2 separate regions of the Homo sapiens genome follow, and region 2 is linked to region 1. The links are chromatin contacts, found by Hi-C or POLR2A ChIA-PET in ENCODE. All regions are on one chromosome and are shown on one strand. Each heading gives the region's core, a stretch centred on a gene start or an enhancer-like site at or near the end of the contact. The rest is flanking DNA. Distances are from core to core; before and after follow the strand shown. Region 1 overlaps RAP2C-AS1 (RAP2C antisense RNA 1). Region 2 overlaps RAP2C-AS1 (RAP2C antisense RNA 1).

What was found. A loop is a pair of places that touch in the nucleus more often than their neighbours do. ChIA-PET counts read pairs that join two places held with the same protein, here RNA polymerase II (POLR2A). Pooled maps may share reads with other maps.
Region 2: a loop to region 1 is called in a map of PC-3, with 2.5 times the contacts of the local background. The contact joins two enhancer-like sites. A Hi-C loop is called at or near these places in 6 of 168 maps with a recorded cell type or tissue (B cell, CD4-positive, alpha-beta T cell, MCF 10A and 3 more) and 3 of 50 pooled maps. POLR2A ChIA-PET finds 5 or more read pairs at or near these places in 3 of 52 experiments (MCF 10A, Panc1 and activated CD4-positive, alpha-beta T cell).

What each region holds. Positions count from the first base shown.
Region 1 is chrX:132,268,642-132,276,363 of GRCh38, forward strand. All of the region lies in intron 2 of RAP2C-AS1 (RAP2C antisense RNA 1), which reads left to right. Among named protein-coding and RNA genes, the nearest start is that of RAP2C, 53 kb to the left of the region's middle. Within about 2 kb of position 2,715, at least 4 of the 41 ENCODE cell types and tissues checked have a DNase peak (open chromatin) inside an H3K27ac peak, as active enhancers do; they include PC-3, where a contact is called at or near this core.
Region 2 is chrX:132,232,174-132,239,889 of GRCh38, forward strand. RAP2C-AS1 (RAP2C antisense RNA 1) reads left to right here. Exons shown (of 3, transcript NR_110410.1): 2 at 7,447-7,538. Among named protein-coding and RNA genes, the nearest start is that of RAP2C, 17 kb to the left of the region's middle. RefSeq lists a silencer at 5,028-5,322. Within about 2 kb of position 4,963, at least 2 of the 41 ENCODE cell types and tissues checked have a DNase peak (open chromatin) inside an H3K27ac peak, as active enhancers do; they include PC-3, where a contact is called at or near this core.

The DNA.
Region 1 (7,722 bases), core at 1,465-3,964:
ATGTTAGCCAGGCTGGTCTCGAACTCCTGGCCTCAAGCTATCTGCCCACCTCGGACTCCCAAATTGCTGGGATTACGGGCGTGAGCCACTGCGCCCGGCCTCACTCAGACACTTCATAACTTGCTTTCTTGCATCAAATCTTGCTCCCTGCCCCCATCTATCCTCCACAGAGCAAAGACACAGAAGGGTTGTTCTGATACCTATATCTCAAGTCACTCCTGTGCTTAAAATCCCGAATGTCTTCTCATTGCCCTTAAGGTAAAGTGCAAAACTGTTACCTAGCCTACAAAAGTCCTGCTCAAATATGACCCCTGCCAACAGTTATGTCTCTTTTCCCTTGGGTCTCCCCACTTTCCTCCCTTGCTTCTCCCCACCTCAACCATGCTCTAGTTTTTTCTGTCTTAGCACATGCCAGGCTCTCTAGTCTCTGGGCCTTTGTGGGGAGCTTTCCCTCTACAGTTTCCTTTCACTTTCCTCTTCATCTGGCTAAATCCTCCTCATTCTTCAGATCTGGATAAAAGTGTCACCAGCTCAGAACAATTTTCTCTGACCACCCCCCAGACTTTTAGGTCTCTGTTTCATGCTCTCCTAGTACCCCGGACTTCTTTGTAGCACTCCTCAGACTGTAAGTACCACAAGGGGTCAGGACAGGCATGTATTAATTCCCTGCTCAAGTTGTTAGCACTGTGGTGGAAACGGAATAGGAGATCAATAAATATTTTCTAGGCCAGGCACAGTGGCTCATGCCTGTAATCCCAGCACTTTGGGAGGCTGAGGTGAGTGGATCACCTGAGGTCAGGAGTTCAAGACTAGCCTGGCCAACACAGTGAAACCCCATCTCTACTAAAAATACAAAATTTAGCTGGGCGTGGTGGTGGGCCCCTGTAATCCCAGCTACTGGGGAGGCCGAGGCTGGAGAATCACTTGAACCCAGAAGGGAGAGGTTGCAGTGAGCCAAGATCACACCACTGCACTCCAGCCTGGGCCACAGAGTGAGACTCTTTCTCAAAAATAAATAAATAAATATTTTCTAAATGGCCGACTAAACAATGACCTCCTAATTGGTCTGCCTTCCTTCAGGGTCTTCCCTCCTGACCTATTTTATCCACTCTCAGCAGAGCGATCTCTAGGCCTAGAATCTAAGGTACAGCCCCAATCAAATCACTTTGGAGCTTAAAGAAAAGTCAGTTCTTGCCCTCACCTACCAAATGAAGTCTGAAGGCTTTTGTATGACATGACATTAAGGTGTTCTGTAATCTGGTCCTAAACTACCTGACCAACCTTATTTGTCCATCTTGTTTTCTGCTTAGAAGAAACTCCAGATTCTAGTCAAATAGAATTGCATGCTATTTCCTGCCAGTGCTTCACGTTTTCTAGCCTTTGTGCCTTTACTTCTGGTGATCCATCCTCCTGGCAAGCCCTCACTGCATTTCTGCCTAAGTCCCATCTCTCCTTCATGATCCTCCTTAAAAGTAATGTCCTCTCTGAAGCTTTTGCAATTCCCCCTGGCAGCTGAAAATGACCCCTGCTCCCTCTGAACATCCCAGCCCTTTCTACCTCCCTGTGGCATCGATCCTATTATGTGCACGCAAGGCTCATTCTCTACTAGACTGCAAACCACAAGGGAGAAGAGCTTGGTCATTTCTGTATGACTGACAGGACTTGGGCAACACTAGAGGTTAGGGACCTGTTTGGAGGCCTACCATAAGTTTTATAACTTTGTACACAAAGTGTTTTCTAAGGACCAGCTGCTTAGATATCACCTGGGGGCTTGGTAGTAATTTACAATCTTGAGCCTACCAGATTTAGCAAATCAGAATCTGCATTTTAACAAGATCCCCAGGTGATCCACATGCACATTAAAATTTAAGAAGCAGTGCACTGTTTTATTACACAAGGTAAGAGCATCCGTAAAAGAGGATAAACACCACATCTTGTAATTCTGTGCTCTCAGACATGGTATCAACTTTCATATCAGCCGCACAGTGTGTGTTTCTCTGCTTTTGAATCACCAGCCCAATTTCCTTCCTGCTCTTAGTTTGGAACCTTCCCCTTCTTCAAAAACATGGAAGGATCCCTGTCTTGGTCAAGGGAACCCTTTCTCCTATGAGAAAGCTGTGGATGCACAAAGCTGGCCCCAATCAGAAAGGGAGGTTATGATTCCTTACAGCTTGCCATAATTTATGTAGTCTCTGGCCAAGGTGTGAGTCAAGCCTCGTGTCCTCTGTTAAACATCAGTGCAAGAATGCCACGGAATGATGTCAAGTGAGCTTTTGAGCTAACCACTCCTAGAAACATCTGGCGCTGGCAGAGGATCATGACTATGAATACAGAGGAAGGGAACACTTGAGCAATTTGAATTAATCACAGTTTTAAGTGTCTTGTACAAAATGTTTTTATGTTTTGATCTAAATAGGCAAACAACTAAGCAATGCTTTCCTAGGTTTTAGAAGAGAGGTAAAGATCCCATTGAAATGACTTTTTTCCCTCTGCACTTTCTCTTTCCTCACATCATTCGAACAAGAATAACCTTCTCTTCTTCCCTAGGGCTCCCTTAATTATTAACACAGCTGTGCATGGTGTTCAGCGCCCACCTTGTCTGTAGATGCTGATAGGTCCTGTAAAACATATTATCTCGCTTCTTTACAGTACACTGCAGAGAAACTTGATAATTGGAAAAACCCTCAAGTTCAGGCAAAGCAGCTAAAACTAGAAGTGGCAGAACCTGCTGCTTTTGCCTCAGGCATATATTTGCTGCTAAATCACTGCTCCTAAAAACTCCTCTCATTTGAGCTCCTTGGCTTCTAATCAGAACCACACCCAGAGTGAGACAGGAGTGGTTTCAGACTAGCTTCTGTCTGACACTGGGAAAGAAAAATAAAACTGTCTTTCTGCCACTGAAGTAACAGAAAAATAAGGGCTTGCTGGCAACCTCCGTGTCACAGGCCTCTGACTGCATTTAATCAGAAATGTCTATTGTTGAATTGAGCTTTGCTGGCCAAAGAAATAACTGTTTTGAATTAGAAACTGAAAGATGATGAACAGGCCACTGATGGAAGCTATTCTTCCCCTGAGAAAGTTGTCCCTAGACGAGATTGTGAAATAGACGCATTTCACATTTTCTCTTAAACTGTCTCTCCATTTGCTGGGTGTATCAGTTAGGGTTCTCTAGAGAAACAGAATCAATAGGATATATATAAAGTGGGGGAGGGAAGGGAGAAAGAGAAGGAGAGAGATTGATTTAGAGTTGGCTCATATGATTTTGGGAATTGGCAAATTCAAAATTTGTAGGGCAGACCAGGAGCTGCAAACTCAGGCAAGAGTTGAAATCACGATTTTGAGTTAGAAATTCTAGGGCAGGCCAGCAGGCTAGAAACTCAGGCAAGATTTCTATGTTACAGACTTGAGGCAGAATTTCTTCTACAGTATACCAAGACAATTCTGGCATTTCAACTTCATTTCGTATGGGCCACATTTTATTCAAAGTTTCATGCAACCGGTCAAACTACTAGACTGGGCTAGGGTCAACTGGTCTTACTGACTGAAGGCTATGCAGGTTCAAAATTGTTGGTCTGGACCATAAGGAAACATGGTAGGGCTCCCTGTGAAATTAGAAAGCCAGGAAGGTTTAAAAGACAGGGGTATTTGTCTGACCACTCTAACTTGCACAGAAGGAGTCTCTGTGGCCATGTCAAGAGAGCCAAACTCTCAGATATCACATCCTTCAGGAGACGTCCATGATAGGCAGTGACTCAAGAACTACTCTAAGGCCTTACTTTGCCTTTTAAGCCAAGACAGTTTGGCCCTCCCTGTTCTGTACTGCCCTATCCTGACTGACTGGCCATCCCCTCTGAATTAGAAGAGTACTTACTGGTCTTTTCTTCAATGCCTGCCGCTTGTCTGAAGCACAGTGACCCCACATCCTCTCTCCCAGCCACATGCCTTTGTTGGCCTTCTGGTCATCCAGCATTCTGCATTGCAGTGTCCTGGACAGGCTTACCCTCTCCCTGCTCCCAAATAAGCTTGTTCTACCCTTCCATGTGTTCAAACCTTGTTGCCAGCTCATGGAGCACTGGATATCTCTTTGACAAAGTGGAGAGGCAACATGGTATGAATAACTGATAATCTACTTATATTTATTTATTCAATCAACAAATAGGTACTTTAGTGTATCAGGCCTTGTGCTAGAGGCTGGGAAGAAATAAGTAAATCTGACATAGTTCTTGCCCACAATGTACTCATCATCTAGTTAAGGAGACAGACAAGCAGTTGAACACAAACAATTGCCATACAGTGTAAGAAGAATAATGGTAGAGGTATGTTTTGAGAACAGTTGTAGCAGAGAGAAAAAGTGAGTAACGCTTCATGGCCTGGGAGAGTGGAGAGGATTTCAGCTGCTTCCTGAGAAGTAAGTAGTAGTTCACCAAGTAAACAAGGCAAATGAAACATGCCAGAGTGAGGTAACAGCAGGAGCAGAGGCACAGTTGTGTACTCATACACAGCTTATTGGAATAATGGAGACAAGTCAATCTAGTATGGCTACATATGACATGGTGCATGCCAGGGATTGGACATTTATGTAGGAGTAAAGCTCTGGTGTTCCGGGCAACTAACCTTGTACTTAATGCTAAGGGCAACAGAAAGCTATGGAAGTTTTTTCTTTTCTTCTTCTTTTGTACTAACAGCTTTACTGAAGTATAATCCACATTCCATACAATTCACATAAAGTATACAATTCATGGTTTTAAGTATACTCACAAAGTTCTGCCATTATCACCACTGTCTAATTCCAGAACATTGTCATCACTCCAAAAATAAGCCTTATACAGTCACTCCTCAACTTACGATAGGGTTACATCCTCAACCCACTATAAGTTGAAAATTTCATAAGTTGAAAATGCGTTTAATATACCTAACCTACTGAACATCATAGCTTAGCCTAGCCAACCTTAAACATGTTCAGAATACTCACATTAGCCTACAGCTGGGCAAAATTATCTAATACCATGCCTATTTTATAATAAAGTATTGAATATTGCATGTAATTTATTGAACACGATACTGAAAGTAAAAAACAGAGTGGTCGTATTGGTGCTCAAAGAATGGTGTCTATTGAATGTGAATCTCTATTGCACTGTTGTGAAGTTGAAAAATAATAAGTCAAACCATCATAAGTTGGAAACTATCTGTACTAATTACCATCCACCCCCCATACCCATTACCTTCCAGCCACTGGCAACTACTAATCTATTTATACATTTATATATTTGCCAATTATGGACATTTCATATGAATGGCATCAAACAATGTGTGATCTTTTGTGACTGGCTTCTTTCATTTAGCATGTTTTCAAGGTTCATCCATGTTGTAGTATGTATCAGTACTCTATCCCTTTTCATGCCCAAATGATATTCCATTGTATGGATGTACAACATTTCATTTATCCATTTTATCAGCTGATGGAAATTTGGTTGTTTATACTTTTTGGCTCTTATGAATAATGCTGTTATAAACATTTTTACAATTTTTTAATCCATCCCCTCAAGCATTTATCCTTTGAGTTACAAACAATCCAATTACATTCTTTAAGTTACTTTAAAAGATACAATTAAGTTATTATTGACTATAATCATCCTATCGTGCTATCAATATTAAGTCTTATCCATTCTTTCTATTTATTTTGTATGCATTAACTATCCCCACCTTGCCCCCAGTCTCCCACTACCCTTCCCAGCCTCTGGTAACCATCCTGCTCTTTATGTACATGAGTTCCATTGTTTTGATTTTTAGATCCCACAAATAAATGAGAACATGCAATGTTTGTCTTCCTGTGCCTGGATAATTTCACTTCACTTAATGATCTTCAGTTTCATCCATGTTGTTGCAAACTATTGGATCTCATTCTTTTTTTATGGCTAAATAGTACTTTATTGTGCATATGTACCACATTTTCTTTATCCATTCATCTGTTGAAGGACACTTAGGTTGCTTCCAAATCTTAGCTATCGTAAAGAGTGCAGCAACAGAGGAGTGCAGATATCTCTTTGATATACTGATTTCCTTTCTTTTGGGTATATACCCAAAAGCAGTGAGATTGCCAGATCGTATGGTCGCTCAATTTTTAGTTTTATGAAGAACCTCTAAACTGTTCTCCATACTGGTTTTACTAATTTGCATTCCCACCAACAGTGTACAAGGGTTCCCTTTTCTCCACATCCTTGTCAGCATTTGTTATTGCCTGTCTTTTGGATAAAAGCCATTTTAACTCTGGTGAAATGATATCTCAGTATAGTTTTGATTTGCATTTCTCTGATGATCAGTGATGTTGAGCAATAGAGTACCTTTTCATATGCCTGTTTCCCATTTGTATATCTTCTTTGGAGAAATTTCTATTAAAATATTTTGCCTATTTTTTGACCAGATTATTAGATTTTTTTTCCTGGAGAGTTGAGTCCCTTATATATTCCGGTTATTAATCCCTTGTCAGATGGGTAGTTTGCAAATATTTTCTCCCATTCTGTAGGTTGTCTGTTCACTTTGTTGACTGTATCCTTTGCTGTGCAGAAGGTTTTTAACTTGATGTGATCACATTTGTCCATGTTTACTTGTCTGTGCGTGTGGGCTTACTCAAGAAGTCTTTGCCCAGACCAATGTCCTGGAGATTTTTCCCCAATGTTTTCTTGTAGTAATTTCATAGTTTGAGGTCTTAGAGATAAGTCTTTAATCCATTTTTATTTGATTTTTGTATATGGTGAAAGATAGGGGTCTAGTTTCATTCTTTTACATATGGATATCCAGTTTTCCCAGCACCATTTATTGAAGAGATTGTCTTCTCCCCAGTGTATGTTCTTGACACCTTTGTCAAAAATGAATTCACTGTATGTGTGTGGATTTGTTTCTGCGTTCTCTATTCTGTTACATTGGTCTATGTGCCAGTACCATGTTGTTTTGGTTACTATAGCTCCATAGCATAATTTGAAGTCAGGTAATGTGAGTCCTCCAATTTTGTCCTTTTTGCTTAGGCTACCTTTGGCTATTCTGGATCTTTTGTGGTTCTATATACATTTTACAATTGTTTTTTCTATGTCTATGGAGAGTATTATTGGTATTTTGATACAGTTTGCATTGAATCTGTAGATTGGTAGTATGGACATTTTAACAATATTGATTTTTCCAATCCATGAACATGGAATATTTTTCCATTTTTGGTGTCCTCTTCAAGGTCCTTCACCAGTGTTTTATAGTTTACATTATAGAGATCTTTTACTTCTTTGGTTAAGTCCTGGGTATTTAATTTTATGTGTGACTATTGTAAACGAGATTACTTTTTTAAAAATGTCATTGTCACATTGTTCACTGTTGTCATATAGAAAGGCTACTGATTTTTGTGTGTTGATTTTCTATCCTGCAACTTTATTGATTTTAACAGCTCTAACAGTTCTCTTTAAAGTCTTTAGGTTTTTGCAAATGTAAAATCATATTACCAGCAAACAAGGATAATTTGACTTCTTCCTTTCCAATTTGGGTGCTCTTTATATCTTTCTCTTGTCTGATTGCTCTAGCTAGGAATCCCAGTACTATGCTTAATAACAGTGGTGAAAGTGGGCATCCTTATATTCCAGATCTGAGTAGAAAAGCTTTCAGTTTTTCCCCGTTCAGTGTAATACTAGCTGTGGGTCTGTCATATATGGCTTTTATTATGTTGAGGTATGTTCCTTCTAT
Region 2 (7,716 bases), core at 3,713-6,212, 34 kb before region 1:
TTAGCTCTTACATTTACATCTTTGATTAATTTTGAGTTAATTTTTGTATATGGGGTGAGTAAGGGTACAATTTAACTCTTTCACATGTGGCTAACTAGTTGTTCCAGCAGTTTGTTAAAACAACTATTCTTCCCTGTTGAATGGTCTTGGCAAAAATCAATTGACCATAGGTGTATGGGTTTATTTCTGTACTCTCAATTCTATTCTATTGTTTTATGTCTATCCTTATGGCAGTAACACATTGTCTTGATTACTACTGCTTTTTAGTACATTTTGAAATCAGAAGTGTGAATCTTCCAGGTTTGTTCTTCTTTTTCATGATTATTTTGGCTATTCTGGGTCATTTGCAATTCCAAGTGAATATTAGAATCAGCTAGTCAATTTCTAAAAGGAATCCACCTGAGATTATGGTAGGAATTGCATTGAATCTATAGATCAATTCAAAGAGTATTGCCACCTTAACAATATTAAGTCTATTAAGTCTTCTCATCCACAAGCATGGGATATTTTTCAATTTATTTAGATATTCTAAAATTTATTGAACAATATTTGTTAGTTTTCAGAGTGTAAGATTTGCACCTCTTTTGTTAAATTTCTTCCTAAACATTTTATACTTTTTCAATGCTACTATGAATGGAATTGTTTCTTAATTTCATTTTGGACTGTTCATTGTAAGTGTATAGAAATAAAATTGAATTTTGTATATTGATTTTGTACCCTAAAAACTTGCTGAATTTGCTTATTAGTTCTAATAGTTCTTTTCAGATTCCTTAGCATTATCTACATACAAGATCATGTCATCTGTGAATAGACATCATTTTATATCTTCCTTTCCAATCAGGATGTCTTTTATTTCATCTTCTTGCCTAATTGCCCTGCCTAAAACTTCCAGTACAATGTTGAATAAAAATTGTGAGAACAGATCGATATCTTCGTCTGATTTTCCATCTCCTGGAAAGCATGTAGCCTTTCACTACTAAGTACGCTGTTAGCTGTGGGTTTCTTGTAGATACCCTTTATCAATTTGAGGATGTTCTTTCTAATTCTAGTCTGTGGAGTGTTTTTTAAAATCATGAAATAGTGTTAGGATATTTGTCAAATGGTTTTTCTGTGTCTACTGAGATGATCATGTAATTTTCTTGTTTTGTTGATATAATGTGTTATACTAATTGATTTTCAAATGTTGAACCAAACTTGCATTCCTGTGATAAATCTCACTTGGTCATGATACATAATTCTTTTTTGGATTTTGCTGGATTCAGTTTGCTAGTGTTTGTGGTGAATTTTTGTATCCATATTCATAAGAGATATTGGTCTGCAGTGGTTTTTTTTTTAGTTGTGATGTTTTTGTCTGTTTTTTCTCTCAGGATAATATTGGTCCCATAGAATCAGTTGGGAGATGTTCCTTCCTCCTTTTTAATTTGGAAGAGTATGTGATGAACTATTATTAATTGATCATCACATGTTTGGTAGAATTCACCAGTGAGGCTATCTGGGCCTAGGTTTTTCTTTGTGGGTAGTTTTGCCTTTTTATTTTTTTTTTAACTACATCAATCTCTTACTTGTTATAGGTCTCTTCAGATTGCCTAATTTTTCTTGAGTAAATTTTGGTAGTTTTTGTCTTTCTAGAAATTTGTCCATTTAATCTAGGTTATTTATTTTATTGGTAGACAACTGTTCATAGTACACCTTTATAATCCTTCTTATTCCTGCAAGGTCTGTAGTAATGTTCCCTTTTTTGCCTGGCTAATATATATTCTTCCTCTGAGATCCAATTCACACACCATCTATTTCACAAAGCTTTCTTTTACACTCCTCCTACCCCCACCCCCACCCCAAAAATCTTTCTGAAATAATATTCAATACCCCTCTTCATTCCCTCATCATATCATTTTACAGACTGTATTATTTCCTCTTTATTATGTCTATTTTCCTCCTAGACTGTGAGAAACTTGAGGAAAGAAACTTTGGTCTTAATGACACAAGATGCTTAATGAATGTTTTTGGAAATTAACTGAAATTAGTGACTGTTATCAAGCTCCCTTAGCCTGATGCATCTATATCCACTATTGAACTACATTTGCTACTCAGAGTAAATATTCCTATTTTCTCATCAGTGTCCCCTCTTATTCTTATTACTGATCTCTCCCTTTGCCTTTCTCCACACTTGTATAATATGATGACCTCTCTCCCTCATCCACAAGTTGCCAAGAACTTCCTTAAAAAGCTAAATCTCAGTTTTCCATATTCCACCCTTCTAAATCATCCATGGTTCATTGTAAAATCTCTGGCTGAAAAAAAAACATAAAGAGCCCTAAACTCATGAAAAGGTACTCAGTCTCACTCCGTAATAAGAAAGGTGTAAATTAAAGCCACACTGAAATACTGTTTTTCACCTATCAGATTGGCAAAAGACAAAATGTTTGATAATACAAGTAGCAAAGAGGAAGAGAAGGAAAGAAACTTGTAACCATCAAGCAACTACAGTGGACCAGGCACATTACAGGAAGTAAGCTATTGATTTCCTCCCTCTCCATCTTTTACGTGAATTTGCCAGCTAAAATGAAGTATGTACAAATAAAATACATTTTGCTTGAAAAGTAAGTTATTTCTGGACACATATTTGTGTATCAGAAAAGATAAGTGTTTCATATTAAGATAAGGAAAGAGTGTGAATTAGGTTCAACTATACATAATTTACAGATAGATTATAAATCTTTTTCCCTGTCTCTTGCCCTGTGCTCCTCCTAATCCTCATTAGTTAATGACATCAAATGAGAATGCATGCAATTTAGGAAACGATAGTAGAGAGTACAAAAGGGGATTTCAGTAAGTTTTCAGACAACCTAGAAAGTTCAGCCTCCTTTCAGTGTGATCAGGAAAGACTGAACTATGAACAGGATTCCAGATTCATCTAAAGTTAAGGTCGAAATTTCTAAAAGTGGGGCTGTGGATCTCTTAGAGGCTTGTAAATCCCTACATTGAATTGTCTGTACACAATAAATAGATCTGGTATATATGTGCAATGCTTTAAATTCATATTGATGTTATTGTGAAGAATAAAATATAAATTCACATATGTTTACAAACAAATTTTAATTTTTTCATTTTGCAAAAGCAGTACATGCTAATTGTCAAAAACTATGGACTGGCAAGAGGAAGAACATAAAGTTCACCTAAAATTCTACCACCCAGAAGTAACCATAGTTGTATATTTTTTGATAGAAATGATTTAGATTTACAGAAAAATTGTGAAGATAGTATAGAGTTCCAATATAACACACACCTAGTTTCTCCTATTATTAACATCTTATGTTAGCATGGTACATTCGTTTTAATTAGTGAACCAATATTGATTCATTATTATTAACTGAAGCCCATACTGTGTTTGAATTTCCTTAGTTTTTACCTAATGCTTTTTCTCTGTTCAGAGATCCCATCCAGGATACCACAGTCGTCATACCTCCTTAGGTTGTTCTTGGCTGTGACACTTTCTTTGATTTTCCTTGTTTTTGATGACGTTGACAGTATTGGTTAGATATTTGTAGAATGTTTCTCATTTGGATTTGTCTGATGTTTTTTGTAATTTGACAGAAGTTATGGAGTTTGAGGAGAAAGACTATAGAAGTAAAGTCCAATTCTCATCAGTAAAATGCCATTCCCATCACACCATATCAAGGGTGTGTACATTACATATATGTGCGTACATGTACGTTGTAATTATATGTGTATGTATATATAATTACATATAATTACAATGTACATACTATTTTGTACTCTGCTTTCACTTAAATACCTGGCACGAAACCCTTTCATGTCATTAACAGCAACATATTAATATCTACAAGTTCATTTTAAAATGTTAATGATTCCAGAGGAGATTTATGTCTCCATGTCTTTCCTCAAATGATGGATTCTCTGGGTCTACTTCCTATCATGTGCAAGACAGTGTCATTTGTTTACATTATAGAAGTGGGTCTGATTGTAGAGTTTGCATCCTAGACTCCGACATTTCTCTTTGAGGCTGTAGGTTGGGTTGGGTTTTGTGAGCTATTTTGAATATTTTGAATTCCTTTCAGGATCAGTGATAAGTGAGGAGGTAAGAGAGATAAATACAGAGGATACGCTATGTAGAGAATTCAGAAAAACAAGAGACTTTTGGATTTATTATCTAAAGGGAGATAATCCAATTCAGAGTCACTACCTGAGATACTATGGGAACTGACAGTCTCCAAAGGCTATGTTTTGCTAAACCACAGCATATTTCCACGAATTAGGACACAAGGGATGGTAAAGATTTGTGGCAATAGATATTTGCGTCATTTAGAAATGTCAACTAGGGGGCCGGGCGCAGTGGCTCATGCCTGTAATCCCAGCACTTTGGGAGGCCGAGGCGGGCGGATCACGAGGTCAGGAGATCAAGACCATCCTGGCTAACAAGGTGAAACCCCGTCTCTACTAAAAAAAAAAAAAAAAAAAAAATACAAACAAAGTAGCCGGGCGTGGTGGCGGGTGCCTGTAGTCCCAGCTACTAGAGAGACTAAGGCAGGAGAATGGCGTGAACCCAGGAGGCGGAGCTTGCAGTGAGCCGAGATCGCGCCACTGCACTCCAGCCTGGGCGACAGAGCAAGACTCCTTCTCAAAAAAAAAAAAAAAAAAAAAAAGAAAAAAAATGTCAACTAGAACTCATGGTATTTTTTATGAATTGAAAAGTGACCCCAAATAACTAGCTAATTTGTACTTTGTGGTAGCATTTTATTAAATATTAAAATTTGGTTCTTCTGGGTGGAATTTTACCTAAGATAATTACAATATATTATAATTTAAACCAACACTGTGGTTGAACCCAACGTCATATTTTGAGTGTTACTGCCAATTGGACAATGTTTACTTACTACCCCCTATGGGTTAGAGGTAAACTAACTAGATTATTTGTTTGGGCTTATCTCTGCTTATGTTGATCCAAAAGATGTCATTAATTTCTGCTAACATTATTGTTTGAATGAAGTGAAATTAAGGGTGTGTTATTATGACTAATACGGTGAATGTATTTATTTATTTATTTTAAGTATTTGACACTGACTCCTGGGGATTACAATAGGAGATTCTGCTGGCTTTTGCCTACATATCAAGAAAAGTATGTATGCAGTATCATGCCAGGAAATGAGTGGCAGAGGCTTGGACTGGGAACATTATACCAATTGTAATGTATTTGCAGCAGTAAACCAGAGGCCAGGGGAGTTACAAAAACAAGACTGCCAACTCACACCGAATGTCTATGCAAATAAGCAATTGAGAGATCTTAGTTTATTTATTCAAATGTGGTATGCTGACAACAGCAGTGGACTGAGAAGTATGAAGTTCTGAGTTTGGAAGCCTCCTACAACACCAACTCCCTGTGTAATCAAGACTCATCACTTCCTCTTTCTGAGTTTTCCCCTCCCAAGGCTCTTTCTAGATCTAGCAGCCTATGAATCCTATGATTCTACTAGGTGTGAGGCATTAGGTGCTTTGTGAGAGCCAAAATTGTATAAGACACTCTTAAAGTTCTTTTTTTGGAGGCTGTATATTTTTAATAGAAATATTAAAAATTTATCTGTCATTGTGTCACACTCTGTCACTGTGTCACCCAGGCTGGAGTGCAGTAGCACAATCATGGCTCACTGCAGCCTCAACCTCCTGGGCTCAAGCAATCCTCCTGCCTCAGCCTCCTGAGTAGCTGGAACTACAGGTGCACACCAGCAGACATGGCTAATCTTTGTATTTTTTGTAGAGACAGGGTTTTGCCATGTTGTCCAGGCTGGTCTTGAGCTCCTGGGCTCAAGTGATCTTCCCACCTTTGCCTCCCAAAGTGTTGAGATTACAGGTGTGAGCCACTGTGCCTAGCCTCAAGTTCTCTCTCTCTTTTTTTTTTTTTTTTTGAGACAGAGTCTCACTCTGTTGCCAGGCTGGAGTGCAGTGGCCAGATCTTGGCTCACTGCAACCTCTGCTTCCCGGGTTCAAGTAATTCTGCCTCAGCCTCCCGAGTAGCTGGGATTACAGGTGTGTACCACCTTGCTCAGCTAATTTTTGTATTTTTCGTAGAGGTGGGTTTTCACCATGTTAGCCAGGCTGGTCTCGAACTCCTGACCTCAAATGATCCACCTGGCTCGGCCTCCCAAAGTGCTGGGATTACAGGCGTGAGCCACTGTGCCTGGCCCTGGCCTCGAGTTCTTAAAAATCAAAGTAAGGAGTTGAATATTCCATAGATATTCTGCAAATATTTGCTCCCAGGACTCAAGAAGGCCCCAAGAACTGAGGCAGAGACAGAGCACATAAGTGGACAGTTACACAATTCTAACAATGAAGCAAGGCTACAATATTTGTCTTAGCTTCAATTCCATTTATTTTGCTCCAACGATCTATCTATACACAGCTGAAAATTAGTGATAACATTGTCTCTTATCTGTTTTGTGCTGCTATAACAAAATGCCACAGACTGGGTAATTTATAACAAACAGAAATGTATTTCTCACACTTCTGGAGGCTGGGAAGTTCAAGATCAGGTGCTAACATCTCGTGTCTGGTGAGGGCCTATCATGCTTCCTCACATAGCAGAAGAGCAAAAAAAGAGCAAACCCACTACACGAACCCTTTTTATAGCAGCACTAAACACCTCCCATTAGGCCACACCTCCCAGCAGTGTTGCATTAGGGATTAAGTTTCAACATGCATATTGGAGGGAACAAAAACATTCAAACCATAGCACATTGGTTTAAAACCAATATACCAGAACTTAAGCATGTGTATCATCTCTTTGAAGTAATTGAACAATTATTCAAAGACACTTGGAAACTGCCTACATAACCTGTGGCGCATATTCAAATTTACTTGGTTGGGAATAGCCAACCAAGTAAACCAAACATCACTTAGAGCCAAATGAAGTGAATATGATGAGTGATAGACTGGGTGCAGTGGCTCACACCTGTAATCCCAGCACTTTGGGAGGCTGAGGCAGGTGGATTGCTTGAGGCCAGGAGTTTGAGACCAGCCTGGCCAAAGTGGCAAAACCCCATCTCCACAAAAAATACAAAAATTAGCCAGGCGTGATAGTATGCACCTGTAGTCCCAGCTAATTGGGAGGCTGAGGCAGGAGAATCATTTGAACCTGGGAGGTAGAGGTTGCAGTGAGCCGAGACTGTGCTACTGCATTCCAGCCTGGGTGACAAAGTGAGACTCTGCCTCAGGAAAAAAAAAAAAAAAAGAGTGATAGACCTGGTCCATAAATTTTGAGTTAAAAATGAAGTATGATTATTAAGAAATGAGATTGGTTTTCTTGAGGTCCTCATAATTGGCTCTGGAGTTTTTTGTTTGTTTTTGTTTTGTTTTGTTTTTGACGTAGTTTCGCTCTTGTTGCCCAGGCTGGAGTGCAATATTTTACTCCTTCCCCTTGTTATCTTTGTTTAGACTGATGAGCTTCTCTGTGCAAGGGTGCCTTTTTGGAGCAATGTCCCCATTCGGTCCATTGATATGAACCACTTCATTGAATGTCTTAGACGGTAAGTAGTAACAGCTGCTGTGCTTGCTTGTCAAAAGGAAATTTTTCAGAGCCTGGACTTTTGTAATATATGGCTTCTTTCTGTTTTCTATAGCTACCAGGAGAAAGTAATCTTTCTCTGGAGCCATCCCAGAATGTAGATCAAATTACATCAGAATACATAGACATTGACTTACTGG